Linked DNA regions of Homo sapiens: region 2 is linked to region 1. The links are chromatin contacts, found by Hi-C or POLR2A ChIA-PET in ENCODE. All regions are on one chromosome and are shown on one strand. The core of a region is the stretch at or near the end of the contact, and the rest is flanking DNA. Distances in the headings are between cores, read along the strand shown. Region 1 holds the start of MIER3 (MIER family member 3). Region 2 has its middle 78 kb from the start of GPBP1.

Region 1 (5,657 bases), core at 682-3,181:
TTATGAAAAAGAAACAACGTAAGAGGAGATGAGGGGTTACAGTTAGTGAAGTAGTCCCAGAGTTCTGACAAATTACTCAATCTCTAGAAGAAACCGAAGTTAAAATCTAAATTGCTAAAGTTGGTGTCAAGTTAATTTGGGATTAACTGTTTCAGGCTCGGAGGAAAAATAAGATATGTAATAATTAAAGCCATATTCCTTAAAAGAACGCTTGTCTTAGCAACTTTGTAACAGTTACTTTTTCAACATGCAAGAGAAAACAAAGAACAGTATAACTGTTTCTTCCCCAAACTTTACTAAATGCACACTGAAACTCTTAAAAATCAATGAAGAAAAACCTGCAGGATACATTTCTATTGGGAATCCTTTAGCAACAGACCTTTGAGCCCACATTACCCACTGGGAACCACCGAAGACGTAAGAAAATAGGACAAACCTGGGCTCGAACTTCCAAAAGAAGCCTAGGAGAGAGAGAAGAAAACGTGAGGTTAGATCGCACAGCCAGGGAAAGAGGCAGCGCCGGCAACAGGGCGCAGAGGAGGCGGAGTCGAGCGCTCCTCCGCAGCTGCCAAAAGTGCAAGACGTAGCTTCACTCGAATCGCTCCCGGCCCCTTTCGGGCCCCCTCTTGGCTGCCTCGCCTTCCTCCCCGAGTCCCAAGTGTACAAACTCACAGACCCGGGACGAAGCCCGGAGTCTGAGAGGCAACTCCAAGTCGCTTCTTGGAGCTCAGCAAGTTTCCAAGCAGAGAAGCAAAACCCAGAGCAGTCGGCTGGCACCATCAGTCCCCCATCCCTGGCATCTCCGGAGTCCTCCAAATCCCACCCGGCTCTCCGAAGCCCCAAACAACTCGAAACGTAACACCCTTTTCTGGAACGAACTCGCGTTCTGAGCACCTAGTTCGCCCCTGGGGCCCGGGAGCCCCAACTCCGAAGCCGATCTCTTCCCCTGCAGCGTAGGCCAGCTCGAATCGGACACTCGCCCCCAAACCAAAGCGCGAGCCCCCCATCCTCTCTCTCGAGTCCAGAGATGCAGCTCCTCTCAGTTCCAGGGATGCTGGCTCCTTCCAGAGTGTTCAGTCCCTCCCTGGACCGTCAGCGCGCCCCCCGCCCCAGCGAGCTCCAGCCCAGGGGCTCCTGCCACACCGCCCCCTCCCCCCAGCTCACCAGTCCCGGGGGACATGGCCGGGGCAGCTTCGCTCGCCCAGCCTTCCTTCCTCCAGCCCAGAGAAAACTGGAGCTATCAAGCCGCTCTCCTGGAGAGGGCGTCGAGGGTCTCGGTCTGCCCTTTAACCCCAGGGGCTCCCGCACCTCCCGGGCTGCGGGGTGGGGAGTCCCGCTCTTCTGAGAAGCCCGGTGGCCCCGCATCCCGCTCTTCTCCGCGCCCCCAGCAAAGTGAAGCGTGCGGCTCCTTCGCGCCGCAGCCCGGGCCCGGTGGGCCGGGGGCACAGCGCACGACTCCCGCAGGGCAGTGGCGCAGCCCGCTCCCCTCTTTGCGATCCGGCCGCGGAGGGGGGGCTCCGCCGGTTTCCACCCACCCGGGCCCGGGGAAGAGGCGCGGAGGCGCCGGCGGCCCGCGTCAGCGACCGGGGACACGGCACTGCCTCGTCCCTGGGGCAGGGCTCACTGCAGCCGGCCGCCACCTCCGTCCGGCTCGGTCGCCCGGCCCGACCGGGGCCGGAGCCGCCGCGGCCTAGTCCCGGAGGGAGACCGCTCCCGCGCCCGCTCCCGCCCCCCGGCCAGCCCCGCCACGGCCAGTCGCCGCCCCGCGACCCCCGCGTCGCCACGCCGCCCCTCATGGGGCAGCGGAAAGAGCCCCGGATCCCCCAGGCTGGCTCGGGGGTCGCGGGGAGCCGCCGGGCGCCCGCTCCAGCCCGGCTGCTCCTGCCCGGTTTCCCTGCTCACCTCCGCCATATTGGTACCTTTAGGGCGAACGAGCAGCGCCGAGCCCAGTCCCCGGATGGGGCGCCTGAGCCAATCGCAGCCGCCGCCGCCACCGCCGCGGTCCGCCCGGCACCCGCCCGGCGGCGGAGGCGGCACGGCCCCTTATAGGGCAGGGCGGCCCGCGACGCCCCCGGCCCGCTCGCAAGCCGACGCCGCCCGGCGCCCCTCGCCGCCCCCGCGCCGGCCCCAGCCGGCCAGACCCGCACCCGCGCGCACCGTCCTTCTCCTCCTGGCTGGTGTAAAGTTCCTGCCGAATTGGAGGCAAGTGGGGGACGGACGGACGCGCGGGCGCGGGACAGACCCACGTCCAGCCAGTGGAGGCCCAAGAGCCGGCGGGCGCGTCTGGGAACCGACCCACAGACACCGCGGCGCGGGAGGGCGTGCGGGAGGCGGGCAGGAGACTTGGACTGGCAGGCGATGTGCAGGGGAACTCGACAGACTCAACTTCCCTAAGAGGAGGAGGCGATCTATGAAATAGACAGATGTGGGAGGAAGCCCTGGGAAATGGGAGAAGAGGCTGGTGGATGGCAGAGTCAGTCCAGAATGAGAGGACTACAGTCAGGCACTTTGCCGTTTCCACGAAGGGACCTGCAGGAATGGGAGATGGAGACCGGTGTACACTGCTCACGGAGTGGACAATGGAAGTAGACATTTGCCAAACAGGTTATTGACAGCACAGAAGAAAAGACAAAAGATCGACAGGGCAGAGAAATGATGCTGAATATACTTGTACAGTTCAAGAAGATGCCCAAAAAATATAAACTGTGCTGTTATCCAAAAAAAAAAAAAAAAAAATTAGACCAGTTCTAGGAATTGTTCATCACCAACGTGTCTTAGGGGATGACCCAGAGATACTTGATACATCTGTTGAAGGACAGGAACAGCATATCAAAGGCCCTGAACTGAGTCTCAAAAATTCTACCCCTCACTTCCCTCACTTCTCCAAAAAGGCCAAACGTTTGGGTAGGATCATAAAAGGAAACTAGTCCCCTGTGCAAGTGGATGGGTGAAAGACGGAGCATAAGGCTTAACAGGAATACCTGCTCGTACATGTTCCTTATGACCATTTGCTCTTCATTGGAGGAGATTACTCTCCGGAAGGTCCACATCCACACTGAAAGACTTTGAGCCAAGTACACAAAAATATACACTAACGACTGATTGGAGAGTTAGGTCCTGCAAGAAGTTAAAGTAAGGTATGGAGTTGCCCTAGCAAATTTGGAGGACACATTGTCCTAAAGTGGGAGGCCAATTCTATCTGTGGAAAAGAAAGTCGGCTGTAAGGTACATGAATAAGTGAGATGCAAATACCATCAGGAATTATAGCAGGACCCTACAGGAATTTGGAGAGAGTGATCTCAGACACCAGAGCTCTTCTCCCAGCTTTTTTCTAAAACATACGTAATATTAAATGATAAAGACAAGTTTTTAGAAGCTAAAACTTTCCATACGTCATACTTTTAATCCAAACATGAAAGGTCTTGATTTTAACCTGGGGTCCCTCCAATTCCCTTATTGCTGGAGTGCATACTGAGGATGAGGCTGGAGACTGGAGGTAGGGAGAGGGTTATTTTCAAATTTTTTGCCAAGGCATCTCAAAATCAAGCTTATGCCACGGGTAAAAGTTATTTACTTATGGAAATTTTAGGGAAAAATCACTCCAACTATTTCTAAACATCATAAAGACATGGAAAATTACACTTTCCCTGCTGTGAAAGATATCTTTCGACCTTTTGTCCAGTCAAATAACTCAAAAACAGCTAAACTTTGAAACCAGACCTTGGCACACATTGTATGTACTGTCCTCAATGAGGCGTTCAGAGTTTTCAAAGTAAAAAAAAATGGCTTGAAATTAAGTACAAGTGAATAACTTTAGAAATGACGCAGTGAGCACGCGCTGTGGACAGAACCATGAAACAGTGCCCTGAGCAGCTGGACCGCAGTCTGAGCCACGTGAAGAAAGTGTCTCCAACAACCTGCCTCATACATTACACTGGGAAAAACATTTTCTTCCCAGCAAACTTGGCTAATCCAAACTATAAATGTAGTCTTAGATTATATGTTTTGCCATAACTGAAATATACACAGATTTATTCACTTTCATGAATCTAGTAATGTTTCTGTAGACTTTCTTTATATTCAATTGTAAAGATTTTGTATAGGCATTTGTAATTTTGATTGTTATATGCTCCCTATTATAGAACGTAGTGTAGGAAGTCTGAGTCCATGGTATTAAATAAGGATTCAGACAAAGATAAATGAAGCTAAATTTATTAGCAGTTGAAGGTAGCAGAGCTACTTTCCCCCACCTGATCACTAGAGAAAGTTTATCACTCAGTCTTACATAACACATTCCTTTATGATAAAGTGTGTAAAGTCTATATGTAGATGGAGCTCTCATTCTTTCTGATTGACAAGACTTTCATGAGTCAGTACAGATTAAAAATCCTTGTGACCCAAGGAGTTTAAATTAAAATACTATTACTTTTTACTTTTATTATCCTGTAACTATGCAATACAGGGCATTATATAGAAAGTGCTAGATGCTGGGCACTGTGGGACCACCATAAAAATGTCCTTGTCCCCCAAAAGCTTACAATCTAAGTAATTTCCATAGGTGGTAAATGGATATGTGAGCAAGGAAAACTAAAAACCATAGTAACCTCCTAAGGAGAACCAAAATGTCATAGATCCTCCAACCATCTTTAGAAAGGAAATAAATCAATACAGCTTTATTTATAAACATGTAATTTTAGAGGCTTCCAGTAAATTCATACAATAAAATAAAAAAACATATATAAAAAAATGAGGACCAACGAAACTAACTAGACTAGGAGGTTAACACCAAAGAAAAAGTAAGGACAAGGATCTGCAGGTTATGAGGTATTAACACAATACAATAGTTAAGCCATAAATGTAGAGCTTTCTGGCAGCCAAAGCAAAAAAGGTGAATGTAATCAGTTGCTTGCTTCTCATTGGAGAAGCATACAAATGTAGGAGAAATATACAAATTCTTTTGGTAACTGTCTATGAAAGTTGAGAGCACAATATGAATGACCTACTGAAAGCAGTTAATGGGGCCACAGTAATGCAACATAGATATTTAGGCTTCTGCAGATTCCATCTAACCCATGGGAAACTAATAAACCAAAGTTAATGTCTCAATCTCAAATGCCCATAGTAGTCAGGCAGGCATAATGAATGAGTGAAGCAGGCTAGTGTAGACAAACGCAGGAGTAATAGCAAATTTGGAGACGTGTCCTACTTAAAGATGGAAACCACTATGCACTACTTGGGTCAGTTTCAGCTTACTGGCCCAATGTTTCCAGTTTCAATTTTCCAAGAACAGCTGGAAAACTGAATTTTTATGTTATATCTCCTGGTCGTAAAATTTTGTCAACTAATTTTTTAAAAATTTAAACACAGTGTAGATCAAATAAATCATGTTAAGTAAATCATATTTAGCCTGGGAGCTTCCAGTTTGCGAACCTGATCTAGAACATCATCTTAGCGTTACTTCTCAGCATAGCTTGTAAGACTGTAATGCCAACAGTTAGACCCAGCATCAGGCCAAACTACTTGCATTTTTCTAAATTTATCTACTTCTCCTGCGTGATATTCAATTAAATATTTTTTGTTGGAATGAATGGCCACTCTCTGAGAAAGCTAACTGATCATAGTAAGTTTTGCCTAAACAAAAGATTCTTAACAAAAGA
Region 2 (5,465 bases), core at 890-3,389, 140 kb after region 1:
GCGTTCTCACCTGGATTTTTGTCCCTGAGTTGTGACAATGTCTCCCAAAGTTTCAATGATCACCTTTACACAGATGTCTCTGTCTCTCTAACTTCACCATTCTAGGGGCCTCACATTCATGTCACTAATGGTCTACTGATTATAGTGTAATTAATTCTCCCATTTTGCCCAGAAATAGAGGGTTTCTGGGTGGACTTTCAGTGCCAAAGCTGGGAAAGGGCTATCTAAAAGTGCTGGGATTACAGGCATGAGCCAACATGCCCAGCGAGATCATGCCACTGCACTCCAGCCTGACGACAGAGTGAGACTTCGTCTCAAAAAAAAAAAAAAAAAAAAAAAAATTAGCCGGGTTGACTGTAATCCCAGCTACTCAGGAGGCTGAGGCAGGAGAATTGCTTGAACCCAGGAGGTGGAGGTTGCATTGAGCCAAGATTGCGCCATTGCACTCCAGCCTGGGCAACAAGAGCATAACTCTGCCTCAAAAAAAAAAAAAAAATTGTTCTCGGCCAGGCATAGTGGCTCACACCTGTAATCCCAGCAATTTGGGAGGCCGAGGTGGGTGGATCACCTGAGGTCAGGAGTTCAGGACCAGCCTGGCCAATATGGTGAAACCTCGTCTCTACTAAAAACACAAAAATTAGCTGTGCATTGTGACACATGCCTGTAATCCCACCTACTTGGGAGGCTGAGGCAGGAGAATCGCTTGAACCCGGGAGGCGGAGGTTGCGGTGAGCCAAGATCATGCTATTGCACTCTAGCCTGGGTGATAAGAGGAAGACTCCATCTCAAAAAAAAAAAAAGAAAAGAGAATGGTTCTCATTTTTTCACACATGAACTATTGCAAAGGCCTCCTGTTATAAAATGAAATGATATTTAAAATATTCACCCCTAGCATATGTCTCATTACTTGTATTTATGTATTTGTTCTTCTTTCTTTCTTTCTTTCTTTCTTTCTTCTTTCTTTTTCTTTCTTTCTTTCTTTTTTTAATGGAGACAGAGTCTCGCTCTATTGCCCAGGCTGGAGTGCAGTGGCACTATCTCGGCTCACTGTTACCTCTGCCTCCTGGGCTCAAGCGGTTCTCCCTCCTCAGCCTCCTGAGTAGCTGGGACTATAGGCATGTGCCACCATGCCCAGCTAGTTTTTTGTATTTTTTAGTAGAAATGGGGTTTTGCCATGTTGGCCAGGCTGGTCTCAAACTCCTGACCTCAAGTGATCTTCCCACCTCGGCCTCCCAGTGTGCTGGGGTTAGAAGTGAGCCACCGCACCTGGCCTTATGTTTCCTGATTAATAAAAATTAATATGTCTTAGTTTCAGTGAAAGGCTGAGTAAGTGTTCTAGAGTAAAGGAGACTAAAGGGACAAGATAGAATCTTGGTTCTGGCAGGATAGTGTTGCTACAAAGGATAACATTGAAATAATCAGTGAAAACTGAGTATGGACTGTGTATCAGGTGATAGTATTTTTTTCTCTTTTTTTAAAGTAGAGGCAGCACATGGAAGCTGACATCGTGAATTTTTGCCCCAGAACAACTGCAGGAATAAATCAGGTCCTCTCAGGAGAGGACCCACAGACCTCCTGAAGGAAGCAGATTGCTCCTGCAGGACCAGGGAGACACCTCAAATACTGTGAGTGCCAAAACTGTGGAAGTGGGAAAGGGAGATGGTCCACCCCGAACACACCCACTGGGGAAACTGAAGGCCTAGATTATGGGAGAAGATTTCGACCCTATCTGGAACTGAGTCAGTTTAGCGAGCTGAGTGAAATACAGGGGTAGAGGAAGCAGCAGGAAAACCCCTGGGAGCTCCCTGGGTCCCCTAGCAACCTGTTTCTGCCTGGTCTCACAGGGGTCCTCCAGGAGAGCGGCCAGAGGTGCTGGGCCAAGGCCACAGGGAGAAGGAAATCTCCAGCTGAACTCTGTAACAATTTGAACTGATAGAGAAGCCTCCTGGCCAGAACTCAGGGGAGGGTGTGAATCCAGTGTGCAGACTCCACAGGCTGGGGTAGAAGGAAAGGCATATTTGCTTTCACAGCTAGGAGGCGGGTAGCCTGGGGCAAGTTTTTAGCTCTGCTCTCCCACTGCCTGGAAACAGACTAGGTGCTGTTGTAGGGTTGCACAGTGGGAGTGAGACCAGCCCTTTGGATTGCGTGGGAGCTGGGTGAGGCCTGTGACTGCCAGCTTTCCCCAACCTCTCTGACAACGTGCATGACACAAAAGAGGCAGCCATAATCCTCCTAGGTACACAACTCCATTGACCTGGGAACCTCAGCCCCATCCCCTACAGCAGCCACAGCAAGACCCGCCCAAGGAGAGTCTGAGCTCAGACACGCCTAGCCCTGCCCCATCTGATGGTCCTTCCCTACCCACCCTGGTAACTGAAGACAAAGGGCATACATTCTTGGGAGTTCTAGGGCCCCACCCACTGCCTGTTCCTCTCCATACTACCACAGCTGATGCTCTCTGGAAAGCGCCACCTCCTGGCAGGAGGCAACCAGCATAAAAGTAGGGCATTAAACCATCAAAGCTAAGAACCCTCATAGAGTCCATTTCACCCCTCTGCCACCTCCACTAGAACAGGTGCTGATATCCACAGCTGAGAGACCCACAGACGGTTCACATCACTGAACTCTGTGCAGACAGCCTCCAGTACTGGCCCAGAGCCTGGTAGACTTGCTGGGTCGCTAGATCCAGAAGAGTTATAATAATCACTACAGCTCAGCTCTCAGGAAGCCACATACATAGGAAAAGGGGGAGAGTACTACATCAAGGGAACACCCCATGGGACAAAAGAATCTGAACAACAGCCTTCAGCCCTAGACCTTCCCTCTGACAGAAACTACCAAAATAAGAAGGAACCAGAAAACCAACTCTGGTAATATGACAAAACAAGGTTGTTTAACACCCCCCAAAAAAATCATACTAGCTCACCAGCAATGAACCCAAACCAAGAAGAAATCCAGATTTACCCAAAAAAGAATTCAGGTGGTTAGTTGTTAAGCTAATCAGGGAGGCAGCAGAGAAAGGTGAAGCCCAGTGTAAGCAAATCCAAAATATGATACAAGAAGTGAAGAGAGAAATATTCAAGGAAATAGATAGCATAAATAAAAAACAATCAAAACTTTTGGAAACAATGGACACACTTATAGAAATGCAAAATGCCCTGGAAAGTCTCAGCAATAGAATTGAACAAGTAGAAGAAAGAAATTCAGAGCTCAAAGACAAGGTCTTTGAATTAACCCAATCCAATAAAGACAAAGAAAAAAGAATAAGAAAATATAAACAAAGCCTCCAAGAAGTCTGGGATTATGTTAAATGACCAAATATAAGAATAATTGCTGTTCTTGAGAAAGGAGAGAAATTTAAAAGTTTGGAAAACATATTTGGGGGAATAATTGAGGAAAACTTACCCAACCTTGCTAGAGACCTAGACATCCAAATGCAAGAAGCACAAAAACACCTGGAAAATTCATCACAAAAAGATCATCGTCTAGACACATTGTCATCAGGTTATCTAAAGTTAAGATGAAGGAAAGAATCTTAACAGCTGAGAGACAAAAGCACCAGGTAACACATAAAGGAAAATCTATCAGATTAACAGCAGATTTCTCAGCAGAAAACCTACAAGCTAGAAGGGACTGAGGCCATATCTTCAGCCTCCTCAAACAAAACAATTATCAGCCAAGAATTTTGTATCCAGCAAAATTAAGCTTCATATATGAAGAAAAGATACAGTCTTTTTCAGACAAACAAATGCTGAGAGAATTTACCACTACCAACCCATCAGTACAAGAACTGTTAAAAGGAGCTCTAAATCTTGACACAAATCCTGGAAACACATCAAAACAGAACCTCTTTAGAACATAAATCACACAAGACCTATAAAACAAAAACACAATTAAAAAAAAAACATCAAGGTATACAGGCAACAAATAACATGATGAATGGAATGGTACCTCACATCTCAATACTAACATTGAATGTAAGTGGTCTAAATGCTCCACTTAAAAGATAAAGAATTGCAGAATGAATAAGAATTCACCAACCATCTTATATGGGTATGAGGACTCACACAAACTTAACGTAAAGGGGTGGAAAAAGATATTTCATGCAAATGGATACAAAAAGCACGCAGGAATAGCTATTCTTATATTAGACAAAACAAACTTTAAAGCAACAGCAGTTAAAAAAGACAAAGAGGGACATTATATAATGATAAAAGGCCTTGCCTAACAAGAAAATATCATAATCCTAAACATATATGCACCTAACACTGGAGCTCCCAAATTTATAAAACAATTACTAATAAATCTAAGAAAAGAGATAGACAGCAACATAATGTTAAATACAGTGAGTTCTAAGTTTCTCTTCAAAGAATCAGTATGTCAGTATGTTCAGTTCTTTGTTCTCCATTTTAAAGTTTAACTTCCTCATTCTCTTCTTCTCCTCGCCCCTAGTTTCAGTAAACAACCTTCCCACCAGTTCCAATCAGTAGTTCACATCTGTTCCCCTGGTCACCTGCTCCATCCTGAGTCAACCTTGGTCACCTGCTCTGACCTGAGTCACCTTTAGTCACCTGTTCCGTAACTGTCTTTACTGACGAAACTGCTCACCCCGCCACTCTGGCTCATACCCCTGCTCCTTTAAAATAGTCGGTCGGAATTAGCTTAGACTGTGTGGTTCAACACTCGCCAATAGGGGACTGACACAGCAGTAGGGACTACTTCCATCAAAGATAAGAACCCCTTCCCCTCCATTGTTCAGGTGTGCTCTCGCCATTGCTCCATCTGCAAGACACACCCCTCTATAGAAGTAAAATTGCCTTGCTGAGAAAATTTATGTTTGAGTGCTATTCCTTCTGCAGCAACAAAATTTATTTCTGACAATAATAATAGTGGGTAACCTCAATACTCCACTGACAGCACTAGATAGGTCATCAAGACAGAAAGTCAATAAAGAAACAATAGATTTAAAGATTTAAACTATACCCTAGAACAGATGGACTTAACAGATATATACAGAACATTCCATCCAACAACCACAGAATATACACTCTATTCAATAGCGCATGGAACTTTCTCCAAGATAGAACATATGATAGGCCACAAAACGAACCTCAATAAATTTTAAAAAACTGTAATTACATCAAACACTCTCTGAGACCACAGTGGAATAAAACTGGAAATCAACTCCAAAAGGAACCTCCAAAACCATGCAAATACATAGAAATTAAATACCCTGCTCCTGAATGATCATTGGGTCAGAAATGAAATAAAGATGAAAATTTAAAAATTATTCGAACTGAACAACAATAGTGACACAACCTATCAAAACCTCTGGGACACAGCAAAGGCAGTGCTAAGAGGAAAGTTCATAGCCCTAAATGCCTACATCAAAAAGTCTGAAAGAACACAAACAGACAATCTAAGGTCACACCTCAAAGACCTAGAGAAACAAGAACAAACCAAAC

What was found. Hi-C counts contacts between places; a loop is a spot of excess contacts on that map. ChIA-PET counts read pairs that join two places held with the same protein, here RNA polymerase II (POLR2A). Pooled maps may share reads with other maps.
Region 2: a pooled map shows a loop between it and region 1 (2.7-fold over the local background). The contact joins the enhancer-like site here to the promoter of MIER3 in region 1. A Hi-C loop is called at or near these places in 10 of 168 maps with a recorded cell type or tissue (A673, Caco-2, Calu3 and 7 more) and 5 of 50 pooled maps. POLR2A ChIA-PET finds 5 or more read pairs at or near these places in 10 of 52 experiments (BJ, HEK293, HepG2 and 5 more).

Annotation. Positions count from the first base shown.
Region 1 is chr5:56,950,192-56,955,848 of GRCh38, forward strand. It overlaps MIER3 (MIER family member 3), which reads right to left and starts at 1,932. Exons shown (of 13, transcript NM_001297599.2): 1 at 1,903-1,932; 2 at 437-461. The coding sequence starts at 1,911. RefSeq lists an enhancer at 764-853 and silencers at 1,424-1,593, 1,654-1,763, 1,794-2,213.
Region 2 is chr5:57,093,137-57,098,601 of GRCh38, forward strand. No RefSeq gene overlaps it. Among named protein-coding and RNA genes, the nearest start is that of GPBP1, 78 kb to the right of the region's middle. RefSeq lists enhancers at 630-1,131, 2,158-2,657 and silencers at 2,280-2,400, 4,672-4,872. Within about 2 kb of position 2,140, at least 2 of the 41 ENCODE cell types and tissues checked have a DNase peak (open chromatin) inside an H3K27ac peak, as active enhancers do; they include PC-9, where a contact is called at or near this core.